2 separate regions of the Homo sapiens genome follow, and region 2 is linked to region 1. Evidence: chromatin contacts called from ENCODE Hi-C or POLR2A ChIA-PET data. All regions are on one chromosome and are shown on one strand. Each heading gives the region's core, a stretch centred on a gene start or an enhancer-like site at or near the end of the contact. The rest is flanking DNA. Distances are from core to core; before and after follow the strand shown. Region 1 holds the start of TNKS1BP1 (tankyrase 1 binding protein 1). Region 2 holds the start of LINC02739 (long intergenic non-protein coding RNA 2739).

What was found. A loop is a pair of places that touch in the nucleus more often than their neighbours do. ChIA-PET counts read pairs that join two places held with the same protein, here RNA polymerase II (POLR2A). Pooled maps may share reads with other maps.
Region 2: a map of aorta shows a loop between it and region 1 (6-fold over the local background). The contact joins the promoter of LINC02739 here to the promoter of TNKS1BP1 in region 1. A Hi-C loop is called at or near these places in 10 of 168 maps with a recorded cell type or tissue (CD8-positive, alpha-beta T cell, HepG2, OCI-LY7 and 7 more) and 22 of 50 pooled maps. POLR2A ChIA-PET finds 5 or more read pairs at or near these places in 4 of 52 experiments (AG04450, BJ, WTC11 and 1 more).

The regions. Positions count from the first base shown.
Region 1 is chr11:57,323,566-57,326,593 of GRCh38, reverse strand. It overlaps TNKS1BP1 (tankyrase 1 binding protein 1), which reads left to right and starts at 1,642. Exons shown (of 12, transcript NM_033396.3): 1 at 1,642-1,754. SSRP1 (structure specific recognition protein 1) reads left to right here. Exons shown (of 17, transcript NM_003146.3): 17 at 116-606. The coding sequence ends at 187. RefSeq lists enhancers at 476-1,349, 1,379-1,428 and a silencer at 1,559-1,838.
Region 2 is chr11:59,564,506-59,567,670 of GRCh38, reverse strand. It overlaps LINC02739 (long intergenic non-protein coding RNA 2739), which reads left to right and starts at 1,541. Exons shown (of 5, transcript NR_187292.1): 1 at 1,541-2,656. TRF-GAA2-1 (tRNA-Phe (anticodon GAA) 2-1) reads left to right here and starts at 1,219; the gene lies at 1,219-1,291. RefSeq lists enhancers at 1,246-1,745, 1,721-1,900, 1,746-2,247.

The DNA of each region.
Region 1 (3,028 bases), core at 393-2,892:
GTTCTGAAGGGGGGTGCTGTAGTTGGGGGCGGTAGGGAATTGCGGGCCCTTCACTGAAGAGTGGGTGGGGCACCCAGGACTCCAGCTTTTCCCTTAAGACACCTTTGGTTTTCAGGACTCTGAAGAAGAAGAACTAGCCAGTACTCCCCCCAGCTCAGAGGACTCAGCGTCAGGATCCGATGAGTAGAAACGGAGGAAGGTTCTCTTTGCGCTTGCCTTCTCACACCCCCCGACTCCCCACCCATATTTTGGTACCAGTTTCTCCTCATGAAATGCAGTCCCTGGATTCTGTGCCATCTGAACATGCTCTCCTGTTGGTGTGTATGTCACTAGGGCAGTGGGGAGACGTCTTAACTCTGCTGCTTCCCAAGGATGGCTGTTTATAATTTGGGGAGAGATAGGGTGGGAGGCAGGGCAATGCAGGATCCAAATCCTCATCTTACTTTCCCGACCTTAAGGATGTAGCTGCTGCTTGTCCTGTTCAAGTTGCTGGAGCAGGGGTCATGTGAGGCCAGGCCTGTAGCTCCTACCTGGGGCCTATTTCTACTTTCATTTTGTATTTCTGGTCTGTGAAAATGATTTAATAAAGGGAACTGACTTTGGAAACCATGTCCTCATGCTTTCTTTGTAGCCTTGGTGTGTTGCTCCCACTTTTATTGGTGGTGTTTACTGCTCTGGTCAGACTGGGCAGGGCCTTCCTGGCCAGCCGGGAAGCAAGTCTCGAGGTACATCCTGTTCTGTTCCCGGCTGGACGAGCATTGGTTTTCACCCGCCTCTGCCCGGATGGGCCACCTGAGAGTCTAGAAATGAGAGCTGATCTGATTAGGAAGTTTCTCCCAGTTACACTCCATTAGCCAACCAAGCTAGGGGGAGGCAGCTCTTGGCTGCATCCTTACCTATGAGTCAAGGGTCTTCCAAGGCTTTCGATAATGAAATCAGGATTGACTGTCCTTCCCGCAGCCGGGGGAGTGGAAACCTGAGCCTGGAGAGTCGGGGAGGATGAGCGTGTGCGTAGAGTGGTGGTGGTTGCAGCCTGGTGGTGGTGCAACAAAGTACGGAGTTATATGTGAAGCTTTTGTTCTTACGGGAAGAAGGGGGTATACAAACTTCAGTGTAGGGAGGAACCCATGTCTGAGAAGGGGCCTAAAAGGAGATAAAGGTCACTAATGAGGAATGCAGAGCTGCCAGACTTCTTCACGGTGGCTCTAAATCTGAATTGACACAGGAGGGTGGCCACGTTGCGCGCGTTCTCAGCACTCAGGTGGTTGTATCAGGAAGCCGCTTCAGTCAGCCGGCGGCTACCTTCTTGCCGGCGTAGCTCGATGATACTGTGCTCTGTGCAGGCGGCGGAGCCCGGGAGGGGCCGCCAAGGCAGTTTCTCTAGGCAGTCGTCTCGGTGGCCATTTTACCCGAGCGCTCCCGGCTGAATTGCGTCAGTTTCGCCCCGGTCTGAGACTGGGGCGGGCCCCTCATCTGCAAGCCTCATGAATAATTGAGTGCTGGGCCGCGCCTGTTTGCCGACGGTGGGACGAATTCTGCACGGGCTTCCCACTCCCGGGTTCCAACCGGCTCATGCATATTCATGAAGCGCCCTGGGGGCGTGGACCTGGGCGGAGTTGGGGCGGGGCCCCGCCGGGGCTCGCAGTGGCTTCGTCCCGCGGTGACGGCGGCGGCGGCGGCGGTAGCAGCGGCGGCGGCGGCGGGGACTGGCATCGGGGCCCCGAGCCGAGCGGAGCCGGACCCCGGGCGAGCGCGTGAGTGCGCGGGGGCGGTCGGGCGAAGGAGGGGGCGGGGTCCGGGATGGGGCGGGGGAGGGGCATGGAAGGAGTGGGTGCTTTCCAGCCGACACCTCGGGTTGAGGTGGTGGTGGTCGGGGGGTCACCAGGAAAGTTTGCAGGGGCCGAGGGCGCTGGGGACGCTGGAGGCCCGGGGGAAGGTGGCGCGTGTGCGCGGAGGCGGAGGGCGCATGGCTTGGAGCTCGTGCTGGCAGAGCCAGAAGAAAGGGGGGAGGGGGCGAGGGCTTGGGGCGGGGCCGGGGGCGGGCAGAGCCGCTGGAGGGACCCCTGCCTCCCCTTCCTCCGGGCCGCGCTAGCCCCCTCCCCCGGCTCCTTCGGCACGCCCCCAGCCACCCCAGTCCGCCCCCACCTGATCGACGTCTGCAGCCCACCGTCTGTTCGCCGGCTGCTTCACAGCCCGCTCACAGGTCCTCCGCTTCTGCCGCCACCGCAGCCCCCTCCTCCTCCTCCTCTTCGGCTGCCGCCGTCCCTTCTGTGTCCAGAGCTCCCCACTGGGCCCCTCCAGACAGCCCATTGCCCGGGGCTGTTCCATCTTCCCGTTGGCCCTCCCTCTTTCCAGCAGTTTACGTGCTGTCCCTGCCGACCTCTCTAGCCTCGGATCCGGCTGGAGATCCTGGGGTCCATAGGGGCGACCCCGCCTGCGCCGAGTCCCCTCCGGGGCTGGAGCTGCCCAGCCCTTCTGGAGGCCTTATCTGCCAGGGGTCAGCTCGTTTCTACCCTGCTACCCTCTACCCCCTGGTCTCTTGAGGGTGGGGAGTGCTCAGAACCGCTGCGAATCGCAGCTTCTGGCCACAGCCTTGGTGGCCTTGGTCACCTGGGGCCCCTGGCTGGGGTCTCTGAGTTGCTGTGGCCACCTCCGCACCTGGGGACTCTGAGCCCGCCTTCATTGCTGCAGCCCCTCATACCGCAGAGGGGCCCATCAGAACCCCAGGTGAAAGGATTTTTTTGGTTCTGAGCCAATTAATTTCCATCTCCAACCACCCACACTATGTTCCTAGTAATAATGTTCAAGGACAAGGAAACAATCTTGTGTTTTAATTTTATTTTTTCTATCATGTGCCCCTCCCCCCACCACACTTGGCCTGGCTCTGCACAGTTATTCACCCACCCACAGTGGGCAGTCTTCCGTGGTGGTTAACTGACCAATGGGTTGACAGTACTGGGTTTCTCTACTGTCTTCATACCCTCTCCCATCTTTGAAACACCTGGGGCAGGGTCAGCGTTAGGGGAGG
Region 2 (3,165 bases), core at 292-2,791, 2.2 Mb before region 1:
TATTTCAAATTGTAATGAGTCCATGCTGGCTCCTTATTTATGAAGCAAGTGAATACAAAGCATTGAATTATTCTAACAGCCTTATGGAGTTTATATAAAACTTTTTTTTTTTTGAGACGGAGTTTTGCTGTTGTTGCTCAGGCTGGAGTGCAATGGCGCAATCTCGGCCCACTGCAACCTCCACCTCCCTGGTTCAAGGGAGTCTCCTGCTTCAGCCTCCCGAGCAGCTGGAATTACAGGCGTGCACCACCACGCCCGGCTAATTTTGTATTTTTAGTAGAGACGGGGTTTCTCCATGTTGGTCAGGCTGGTCTTGAACTCCCGACCTCAGGTGATCCGCCTGCCTTGGCCTCCCAGAGACACCGCATCTGGCTAAAACATTTTTCAGTGAATAAATGCAAGAGATGAAAATTATGAAATGGGAGGTGGAGGAGGAATAAAATCAGCATATTAGAGATATTATTAAACCACAACTTGCTTCTTAGAGTTTGAGGGAAGCCTGACTTAATTCTTTTTTTTGACTATATATATTTAAAAATGAAAAATGCCAAGATGGTATTCCAAAAATTGAGGTATATTTTTAATGCTAGGTTTAGCAAATCAATGCTTTTAACAAATACTGTACAGTGACTCTATGTTTACCTCATGTGGAGGTAGCATTGAAAGTCTACATTTGAAGCCTTTACAAATGGCCTTCCTTACCTCTTCTATATATCCTGGATTTCAATCTGAAGATATCTGTAAAAATCACAATGTTTATATATATCTACCTTGCAAAATCTGCCTTTGCACAAGAAAAACAAGTATATTTTAAAAATTTATGGCAGTATTGTTTTTAATAATGAGATATAGAAAAAGGTAAAAAAGCTGATAGTTGTCAGTTTGATTACATAGATTATGTTATAACCATACAATCCAATACTGGCGAACGTGGATTAAAAAGTATGATAGGTCTACATAACTGCCATGAAAAAAGTCCATAATATGTTTTTAAATGAAAAAAGCAAATTGCAGGGAACTTAAAACAACAACAACAACAAAAAACCCTGAGAAAAGTGATTTATCACTTCAGTTTGTAAACAAGGGCCTTGCCTTATCACCTTTGTAACATTTGTAAAATGCCTACCTCTAGCTGAATCCATATGATCTTTGTTACCACGGAACAAATACTATTTTATTATAATTATGTAGAAAAAAAGAAAAACGTCTTCCACGGCAGCCGAAATAGCTCAGTTGGGAGAGCGTTAGACTGAAGATCTAAAGGTCCCTGGTTCAATCCCGGGTTTCGGCAGCGCTTCCGTTTTAGGCGTTAGTCATCACTACATGTGATTTCTGCAGTTAACAGGGTCTTTCTGCAGTTAACAGGGTCAACACCCTGTGGGTTCTCACGCGGGCTGGGGCAGTTAAGGGAAACCTTATCGTCATTTTCCCCTGGGAGGGAGGATACTGGGGACATATGTCTTACCTTTTAAACTGCCCAGTACGAAGTTACGCCTCTGCCCTCACTTGGGACCTGGTTTGAGACAAGCTCTTCCGGAGCACTGCGCATAGCTCACTTTCTTGAGCAACCCTGTGTCCCCGCACCCCGCTCCTCTTCTTTCGGGTTCTAGGCAGCCGTGGGCGCTGCGACCCTTCTCTCACTGTCAGAGGGGCGGGAGCTCTCGGCCTGCGCCGCCTCCGCTGCCTGCTTGGTCGCGGGCTTGCCGGGAATGGTGACAGCCCGGGCCCCCTCTTGGCCAAAGAAGTCCTCGAAAGCGTTCGGCGCACGGGCTTTGTCCAGCTTTTTAAACCGTAACAAGGACCGGGGCCGGGCGCGGTGGCTCACGCCTGTAATCCCAGCATTTTGGGAAGTCGAGGCGGACGGATTACTTGAGGTCATGAGTTCGAGACCAGCCTGGCCAACACGGTGAAACTCTGTCTTTAAAAAAGAAAACAAAAACAATAACAAGGACCCTAGAACAGCTCTTAGGTGGGGCGGGAGACAGAGATCGGAAGCCCTTTCTAGTTTAAATCTACACTAGGGTTAGAAGACCAAATACAGGACGTCCAATTAATTTCCTTTTTTTTCTTTTTCCTTTTCTTTTCTTTTTTCTTTTTTTAAGATGGAGTCTTGCTCCCATGCTGGAGTGCAGTGGCGTGATCTCGGCTGACTGTAACCTCCGCCTCCCGGGTTCAAGTGATTCTCCTGCCTCAGCCTCCGGAGTAGCTGGGATTACAGGTGCCCGGCTAATTTTTGTATTTTTAGTAGAGACAGGGTTTCACCATGTTGGCCAGGCTGGTCCCGAACTCCTGACCTCAGGTCATCCTCCTGCCTCAGCCTCCCAAAGTGTTGGGATTACAGGCACGAGCCACTGAACCCGGCCAAAATTTGAATTTCAGAGAAACAACAAATACTTTTTAGTATAAACATGTCCCAAATATTGCATGGAATATACAAAGTACATATTTGTTGTTTCTGTGAAATTGGATTTAACTGGACACCCTGTATTTTTATTTTCCAAATTGCAAGTCACTTGTACATCATATCCTTGCACCCCTCTGAACCCTATGCACCACCTTCCCCACCCCAGCAAAGATATCCAGACGCTGTATGCAGGAAGAACTGAATTTCAGAGGACACCGTTTGATCTTCAACACCTGGCAGTTTACAAAACAGGTTTGTATCCATTGGCTAATTTGTTATCAGCACCAACAGAGAAGCTCCTGGCAGAGATCACTAGGAAACACCCCGGGAATCGGCCATCCACCAGTTTCTAGGCTTCCAGAGTTGTCCATGCTTGTCTGGCATGGGGGCGGAGGTCAGTGGAACTCGGAGGATATGGATTGAATTTCAGTAGAAAGCCTCATTAAGATGATGAACCACAGCCGGGCATAGTGGCTCACGCCTGTAATCCCAGCACTTTGGGAGGCTGAGGCGGGCGGATCACCTGAGGTTGGGAGTTCAAGACCAGCCTGACCAAAATGGAGAAATCCCGTCTCTACTAAAAATACAAAATTAACCGTGCGTGGTGGCGCACGCCTGTCATCCCAGCTACTCGGGAGGCTGAGGCAGGAGAATCGCTTGAACCCAGGAGGCAGAGGTTGCCGTGAGCGGAGATTACACCATTGCACTGCAGCCAGGACAACAAGAGCGAAATTCCGTCTCAAAAAAAAAAAAAAAAAAAA